Linked DNA regions of Homo sapiens: region 2 is linked to region 1. Evidence: read pairs that join two places in POLR2A ChIA-PET (ENCODE). Cell type or tissue: PC-3. All regions are shown on one strand. Each heading gives the region's core, and the rest is flanking DNA. Links, peaks and the distances in the headings are about the cores only. Region 1 overlaps LOC101929710 (a long non-coding RNA gene). Region 2 overlaps CAST (calpastatin).

Region 1 (4,405 bases), core at 216-4,215:
TAATTTTGAATTAAAATAGAGTTTTTTTTTTTCAATTTTGTTTTGTCTTAGATTGGGTTTTCTAGAAGCAGAGTCTGAGAGTGGGATTTAGGGGAGAACAAAATTTTAAGGAATGCTCTTCAGAAAAAGTCAGTAAGGTTAGGGATGAAGAAGAAGAAGCCAAGCAAGTATGTGATTTCAGGAGACATCTAGCCTTCCCTCATCTGTGGGGGAGTGGTTTGTATGTAAGTTGCACAGCAGACTGTTCCTCCTAGAACCACAGGCTGGCCTTTTGTCCCTTTGTAATCAGTCTTTGATGTGTGTGTGTGGTGAGGGGGTCAAGATTTACCAGGCAGGATGGTACCTGCCAGCTAATGGCAGTTCTGAGAGAACACTCCGGAAACCATGCCTAGGTAATCTTCACAGCAACTGAGAGATGGGTGTACCTGCCTGGTAAATGGAATGGGGAATGGGGTGGAGAACATGGTAGCTTCTGCCACACTGGTTCATACATGCAGCTGGAATTTCTAGTATCTGAATTAAGGATTATATTTTACAACTTAAAGTGATCATAGGATTTTGTATATCCTAGGTATGCTTAGAAAAAGCATGGGATTGCTTATTTCCATCCAGGGGAAGAGGAAGATGTCCCCTGCCTACGAAAGACAGCAGAAGATAGAAAACAAAAGCAAAATGGCTTTTTGTGATTACACCTCTTGAGTCCTGCATGCTCAATATACCACTTGTGTATACACACACACATGCATATACACATACACTGTGCATGTATGCACATGCATTCATATTTCATCATGTATCATGCCACACACATGCAGTTACATGCATGTATATATACATATGCATAAATACATGCATCCACATATTTCATCTACTATCTCTCATCATATCCTATAGCTTAAAAAATGTTGTAGTCTTATAATGACCATATAAGCAGCCACTGTTAGCACCATTATGTATAAACATTAAAATCTGTACAGCTATTAATGCTATATCAGAAGGATGGATGATACTCATATTTTCTTGTCAGCATTCTATTTCTTTGAATTAGAGAAAGCTGAAAAGAGAGTATTTCTTTTTCTGCCAAATATCTGGAAACACTTGGTCTCTCGGGTGGACTTCCAGCCAAATGAGGATCTCTGCAGGAATGGAAGAAATCACACACTCTGCTCCAGGAGCCTCTGTTTGCCAGGTCACATTGCTTTACTCTGGATTTCTACCATTTGATCGAAGGTCAGTCCAGAGACTTGAGGCCCACTGTGGTGCTGCAGATGGCCCAGTCTTGCCAGGGAAATGTGTCCCCTTGTGTTTTTGCCAGCTGCGGATCTGAAGATGAGATGTTTGCATCTCTAACACCTCACTTTTTGTGCCAAACCAGGCCTGCACTGCAAGGAATCCCCCTGCCAATTTTCCTTTATTAAAAAGATACTCCTTTCCATGCCCAAGAATAATATTATGGAAAAGGATAACCATTTAGCTATGTTTGACCATGGTCCTAAGGAATTCAGCAGGATCCCACAGAATTCCAAACAACGTATTTTTTAATTCACAAGCAAAGGATGAAAGGCACATTAATAGACATGATAAGAACAGAAGATGGGTAATTCTTCTAGAAGGCTTTACAGTGTCACTAGAGCACCATGTATCAATGTTCTGATTAATGTTCTTATACCACAGCTATACATGGTATACTTGCATTATATTTTGAGTAATAATAAAATATGCTTCTTGAGAAGTTATAAAAACTGAGCTGACCATTAAGGATTTGGCATCTTATTTTGCTGTATGGGAAGACATTTAGCATGTGGTTTCACACCCAGCCTGTAGGAGTTCATCCAAGTTCAGTGGTCCTAGACACAGTCAACATCCTCTTCTTTTAGAGTTCAGATAGCCCCACTAACATTCAGAATCTCCAAGCACACACTGCACCATTTTTTTAAAGCACATCCTTTAGCGCCAGACAACAGGCAAACACTAATGAAGTTCCAGGTAGAGGCATGTTTATTTGTTTTCTGTGGTTCAGAAACCATTTCCGTTTGCTTGAATAACACATTGTCTAAAAGCAATTTCCTTTCTGTCTCCATGGCTCCTTGAAATGGTAAATTATTAAAATAATCAGGCCTACTGGTGCCATAATGAACAAGAGGTGATCTCGTATTGGAGGCACTAAGCAGAGAAAAAGATTTTTTAAATTACCGTAAATTCATTCTCTGGTACTCAACGTTGTGGTTTTTGTTGCTGTTTGGTAGTTCCTAATTCCACTCCCCCAGTCCCCACACACACACTCCTTGGTTCCAATATTGCATTATAAAGATGATTCATATTAGGATAAAGTTTTGTCTCTCAGCCTACATCACTTCTCAGGACAGGTAATGAGTAAGAAGAGAACAATGAAATGACTAACAATGAAGTAGAATTCACAAACAAAACTGAATGAAGTTGCTTGAAAAGAAAATTTTGCTTATAGGTAAGTCTCTGTACGGAGAGAGCCAATGCATCCAGATTCAACTGCTAATCAGAAAATCTGGGTTTTGGCCCCTGCTCTGACACCAACATGACTTTGGGTAAGACCCATACCCACACTAAGCCTCAGTTTCCACTTCTGTAAAATGGTAACACTAGTTACTCACTTTGCTTATTTAAGTATCAAATGAGATAATGTATGTGAAAATACTTCATGAACTATGAACCACTTTACTAATATAAAATACCAGTAGAACAGAACATGTGTTAAAGGTAGAGGTAAGATTTTTTTTTTTTTCTTAACTGTTGTCCTTTTGTATGTATTCACACTAACACTAAGCCCCTGTTACCTCAATTCCTACTCCTAACTGGTCTCTGCGATTCCATTCCACCCTTCAAAATCCTTTCAGTCCCTCCTGTACTTTGAAGCCAGGTGAATCTTCCTGAATTATTAATTTCCAGGGAAATGTCTTGCAAGCCTGTGGAGCTCCATGTGGTGTTTAAAATAATAGAAACAATATGCCCATGGCAAAGGAATAATGTGGATGATAATGTAATCCAGATGTCAGTTTAGACCTCTCTGTCTCTTGAGAATCTGGAGATATCAAGATACATTGATTCTGACTCCCAATTCTAGAGCCCATAATTGGTCAAAATAATGTCATATGCATTATTGAGAGCAATACTTCCTCATGGTTGCTGATTCATCTGGACTTTTATTGTTGTTGTTGCAAATGACAGAAACTCAAGTTTTAACATCCTAAGCAACAAGTAAATAGGCTGGCTTATTTAACTGAAAAACTCAAAAGGTAGCATGACTTTAGGCGTGACTAGATCCGGTGACTCAAATTATATTAACAGAATTCTTTTTGTTTTTGCTCTGCCTTTCTCTGAGTTGTCTTCATGCTCAGGCAGTGTCTCTGTGTGTGGTGAACAGTTGATGAAGGCAATGAATTAACCAAGATTAATCAGCAGTTAATTACAGCTGCAAGTAACAGGAAAAATGCTAAGTGGCTTAAACAAGATAGTTTATTTCTCTCTCACATAAGGGTCTAGTTGTAAGCAATTCACGGCAAGTAAGACAATTATGTCCCCCAGAAGACTTCAGCTGCTTATCATTACAGTTTTCTGCCTTGCCATCCCTGGTTCACAATGGAGCTCCGGCCATGATGTCCATGTCCCAAGCAGCAGATGCGCGAGGAGAGAAGTAATGATGAAGGGTACAAAGCAACTGTTTCTTAAAAAAGGTATCTGAAAGCTCTCACATGACATTTTCACTTACATGGCATTGATGTGGCCATATGTAGCTACATTTTCCAAGGAAGGCTGGAAAATGTAGGCTTTTATTCTACGTATTGTGTAAGACCATTTGCCTAGCTGAAACTTTATTATTGTGAAAAAAAGAGGGAACAGATATTGGAGAACAATTAACATCTTCTGCTAGTAGAAATTCTATTAGCTTTATCAACTCCATGGAGAGAGCATCTTCTCAGGTCCTGTAAAAAACTCCTGGCAACGCTCTTATAGGCTCCACTTGAGTCCTATGTCCATTGTTGAACGATCACTTTCTGGGGTGGTTTGACCAGACCTAGCATGTGCTCACCCCCGTGGTGGTGATGAGGGTAGAGCCGGAAAGGTAACATACGCACCACATGGGATGGATTCCTCCAGGAGAAAAGCTATGTGTGTGTTGGCGGGGTGGGGGTGGGGTGTCTAATACCAGACAAAGGAGGCAGGGAAGCTGGATTGCTATAAATAACAGACGTCCACCACAGCTTCTCTGTCTCCAGCTTCAGCATGAGAACATTCTGTTTTATCCTGTGTCAACTGAGAGGCAAAATTCAGTTCCTTCGCTGAGTGAAAAAAATCTACTTCCGCTATCATTTCTGTACAAAATGGTCAGAGGAACATCTTTCCACATATGTCTAAGTATGACAAAAACCTT
Region 2 (4,405 bases), core at 98-4,097, 420 kb after region 1:
TAAAGTGGAGATAACAATAGTATTAGGTTTATATTGGTTTATCTTGTTACTCATGGTATTTAAAACACTTAGAGTACTTAGAATAACGTTCTGAGAGGCTTTATTCTTGAAGCATTTTATCCTATTACTATCTATAATTCTATTATTCTAATAATTACCTGGCACACCATAGTACTTAATAAACATTCATTATTATAGATACTGTTTTCAGCTTTTTTAGGTTATAGTACTGTGATCAGTATCTTTGTAGAAAAATACTTTTTCTCTTCTCTTATTTCCCTAAGATACATTTTTACAAGTAGAATAGCATCTTTGATACATATTTCTAAATCACCCTGCATAGACATTGTAACATTGTATACTCTCTATGGCACTGTAAGGGTGAGTGAAGTTTTTGGAAGTACATGAGAACTGCCTCAGTGAGTTTTGCAGTTCTCCAAAATCACTGAATATTGAACAATTGAGACTTATTCAACTTACTCTTCATTTCAATATTTGTATCATCTTCAGGCAAAGTAACGAAAAATTCAAAGCATATGTTTACTTTGGGTGTGTTTCAAATATTAGTCTGATTTTTGCTTGAGAAAATATTTGTATTGATATGTAAGTTTGCATTTGACTACATTGGTAAGGTGTTTTCCCCCATTGAAACTAATATTTTCTATTTTCAAGAAAAAAGCAGCAAGCCTCGGCAGCAGTCAATCCTCCAGAACCTATGCTGGTGGAACAGCCTCGGCCACCAAGGTCAGTGATTTCCTGAACACGAAAAGACCCCTACTGTATTCTACAGGGATATGATTAGTGGGTGGGGCCTGTAGGAATGGCAAACAGTGTCCAGATATCACTGAAGGTTTTTTAACAAAGTATCATTTCTGTGCTAGAAGAGAGAATATAATTTCTTAATAATGATGTGAATGATTTAAAACCTAGTAAAACCATTTATTGTATAAATCTTCTTGGCATATAATAAGCGTTAAATAAATATTAATTATTATGATGACTATCTGCAGATAATATTAAACTTTTGAACATACTGTGAGTAAAAACGTAGTGCTCCCACTTTAGAAAATAATTCATATCCTCCTCATGGGCATTAACCACACCAGGCGTGCTGCTAGTGCTTTATGTAATTATATCACGTAATCCCCTCACAATCTTCTTCTTATTCCTTTATACCTGAGGAAACCAGAGCTCAAGGAGGTTAAGTAACCTTGACAAGCTCACAACGCCAGTAAGATGGAGATAGGGCTTGAACCCAGGTTTCCTGTTAAGAGGTCTTTGACAATGCTGGGTCTTATAAACTCCATCTAAGCAATTTTTGGTAATATAACCCTTCAAAGTTTTGCAACTTATAAAAATCACTGAAACCTCACCTTTCGAGGCAAGAAAATGGCCAGGCACAGTGGCTCATGCCTGTAATCGCAGCACTTTGGGAGGCTGAGGCAGGAGGATCACCAGGAGGATCACTTGAGCCCAGGAGTTCATGACCAGCTTGAGCAACATAGTAAGACCCTTTCTCTCCTAAAAAAAAAAAAATTAAAAATTAGCCAGGCTTGGTGATGCGTGCCTATAGTCCCAGCTACTCAGATGGCTGAGGTTGGAGGATCACTTAAGTCTGGGAGGTCGAGGCTGCAGTGAGCTGTGACAGTGCCACTGCACTCCAGCCTGGGCAATAGAACAAGACTCTGTCTCAAAAATAAAAAGAAAGTCTAATTTTATAATGTTAGCTAGTAATTTTTGATAAATAAAATTGTTTTGGGAGTCCACGGTGGGCAGATCACGAGGTCAGAAGTTCAAGACCAGCCTGGCCAAGATGGTGAAACCCCATCTCTACTAAAAATACAAAAATTAGCTGGGCATGGTGTGTGGTGGTGCGCACCTGTAGTCCCAGCTACTGGGGAGGCTGAGGCAGGAGAATGGCTTGAACCCGGGAGGCACAGGTTGCAGTGAGCCGAGATAGCGCCACTGCACTCCAGCCTTGTAACAAAGTGAGACCCTGTCTCAAAAAAAAGAAAAAAAAAGTTGTTACATTCAACCCATTTCAACTTTGTGGTCTTTTAGTATGTCCAAGATTATCTAAAACCTCAACCTATGTTTCAGGAGTATCTATACAACTATTTAACGTAAGCTTTTTTTTTTCTTTAAAACTGGTGGCTATCTTATGGAAGTCAGACTTTCTCATAGATGTCACTTGCTCAATGAAGAGTTAGTATTTTCGTGTCACTCAGAGTTCTGACTGCTCTCCAAGTCCCTGATGGTGCCCAAACCAATAATCAGCTGAGAAGCTCTAACGCTAAATACCATGCCACTTTAAGACCCGTGCCTTTTAAAGACCTTTTCAAAGCTCTCTGCTACCAGTCAATAAAAATATAAAAATCATTGAAAGACCATGAATCGTAAATACAGGGAGTTAATTAACATTTGGAACCAACATAAATTCAAAACTGAGGTCTGCTCTTTGTTAGCCATTCTTTACTGCTGCTGGAGACACCACAGCATTCACTGATGGCCACTGGGTGAGAGAGTTGCTTACACAAACAAATATGAGTTTGGATTTCCTCTTTGCCACTATTATTTGTCCAGTCCCACTGAGCTTCAGTTTCTTCATCTGTAAAATGAGGGTTGGACTTCTCTTGTCAGGGCTGTTGAGAGCCTTAAATGAAAGAAAATAAATACTAACACTTAGGCCTGGCCCTGGCATTTAGCAGGTGCTGGGAAAATGGACCTCTCCTGTGATTGATCATGTTAATCTTCATATTCTGTTATTTCCAGGTCTCCAAATAAAAGAGAGTCTTCAACTAAAAAAGATTAACTTTTATTGTTATCAGGACTTGTATTTAGCATACACTTAAATTATGCCACTAAAAATGATACACCTCATTAGCAAAACACCCACCCAGTGAGATTTAGTGAGTTATTTGTAAATGTTCCCACACTTGCTATTATCTAAACTTTTGAAGGTTTAGTACATTGTGGAAAACCACACCCAGTTTTTTCTTGAACGTAATCATAAGAATCAGACCCTTTCCATGTTTCTTTTTTTTAACGTAGAAGTTACCCTATTTTTCTGAGATGGGATAGTTATAAAGAATTTGAACATCTCCCCACAAACCCTGTTCTGTCTTAAGAGCTGGGAGGGGCAGGGCATAACTGGGAAGTGGAGATGATTTAGCTATATGTTTATTGCTTTAGTATTTAACAGCAAACATGAAATTCTTTTTTTGGCTTTAAAAACACCATCCTCTCCCATTTCCATTCTTATGTCTGCTGTTTCTCTTTCTCACCATGCTTTTCTGACTCACTTTCCTTTGCCAGTTTCCTAAATGTGAGTTCTCCAGGGTTTGATTCTTCACCCCTTCCGTTCTCATATTTTTTACTTTTATAAGGTGTTGAACAAACGTAATTGCTTATTTCTTCTTTTGATGCCAGATTGGAATGGTTGTAACTCATAGCATTATCCCTTAAGGAATTACATACCCATGCATCATTTAGAAAAGCTGGGGGTAATAGCATAACTTGAAGCCTTTTATTACACAGTTATCATGGCACACACAGGCAAAATAATATTCTCCCAACACATTCTGAAAAGGCGTGACAGAGTGGTAGATAGAATTGGAAGTGAGAACTAGTGCTAGTTTTCTTGATTCTGGAAATAGTTAATTTGAAATTCAAAATAAGTGATAATTTTACAATTATTAAGAAAACTTTAAAGTTTTAAAAATTAAGTACTTAATTTGAAGCATATGTGTAAGCTATGTATTAGAGAATGGTTTCTATATATTGTAGAATTGTTTTATGAGAATGCTTACAAAATGAGGAATTGGGCCCTCAAATAATATCCCTTCTGCTATGCAGTTTTAGGTTTCAAAGATCTAATGCTCTTAAGTGATGTAAATTTTTCTAATTCAAAATAATTAGTGTAAAATATTTAGTTCTTAAAATTTAATTTTTGGTAAATCAGTAGTGAAGATGAGGCTGCGGAAATTATACGGACTCTTACTAAAGCCTATATGAAAATAGTTGTGATCCATAACCAGTCATGCAATTTTATTTCTGGAAGACTTGTCAGACAACTTCTATTTCACCAACCTGACTGTTCAGGTGAGGAAACCGAGGTTCAAATTGCATTAGGAATGTCTCTGTAGAAGACCATGCTATTAAGAAGATGTACTGGTTAAAGTTGTTAGTTCCAATTAGAACCCACTCTGACTAAGCCAAAAAGGAATTTCTTAAGGAACGGGGTAGCTGGTAGAGAAATCCAGGAGAGTACAGCAGAAGAAATCTAAAGCCTTACAGCAGTACTAATGCACAGTAACACTATGAGGCTTTCTCCTGCTGCCACCACAGCTCAGCTCCTGTCACATGTAGGACTGGGTGCCAGAACTCTGCCACTGACAATGCAGAA

Evidence for each region. Peaks named below come from ENCODE experiments on the same cell type or tissue, not always from the same donor. Only the 100,000 strongest peaks of a DNase experiment are listed, where the experiment ranks them.
Region 2: POLR2A ChIA-PET joins it to region 1 with 6 read pairs; 2 of 35 experiments call an interaction of 5 or more read pairs at or near these places.

What each region holds. Positions count from the first base shown.
Region 1 is chr5:96,278,017-96,282,421 of GRCh38, forward strand. The region is part of intron 1 of LOC101929710 (a long non-coding RNA gene); the gene reads left to right. It also overlaps a transcript of CAST not described here. Among named protein-coding and RNA genes, the nearest start is that of PCSK1, 150 kb to the right of the region's middle. RefSeq lists an enhancer at 2,283-2,332. In PC-3, for the core only: no CTCF peak of the experiment used is centred there; a DNase peak (open chromatin) is centred at 2,335; H3K4me3 peaks cover 375 bases; H3K27ac peaks cover 2,625 bases.
Region 2 is chr5:96,695,164-96,699,568 of GRCh38, forward strand. CAST (calpastatin) reads left to right here. Exons shown (of 32, transcript NM_001750.7): 3 at 673-744. Among named protein-coding and RNA genes, the nearest start is that of CAST, 35 kb to the left of the region's middle. In PC-3, for the core only: no CTCF peak of the experiment used is centred there; no DNase peak of the experiment used is centred there.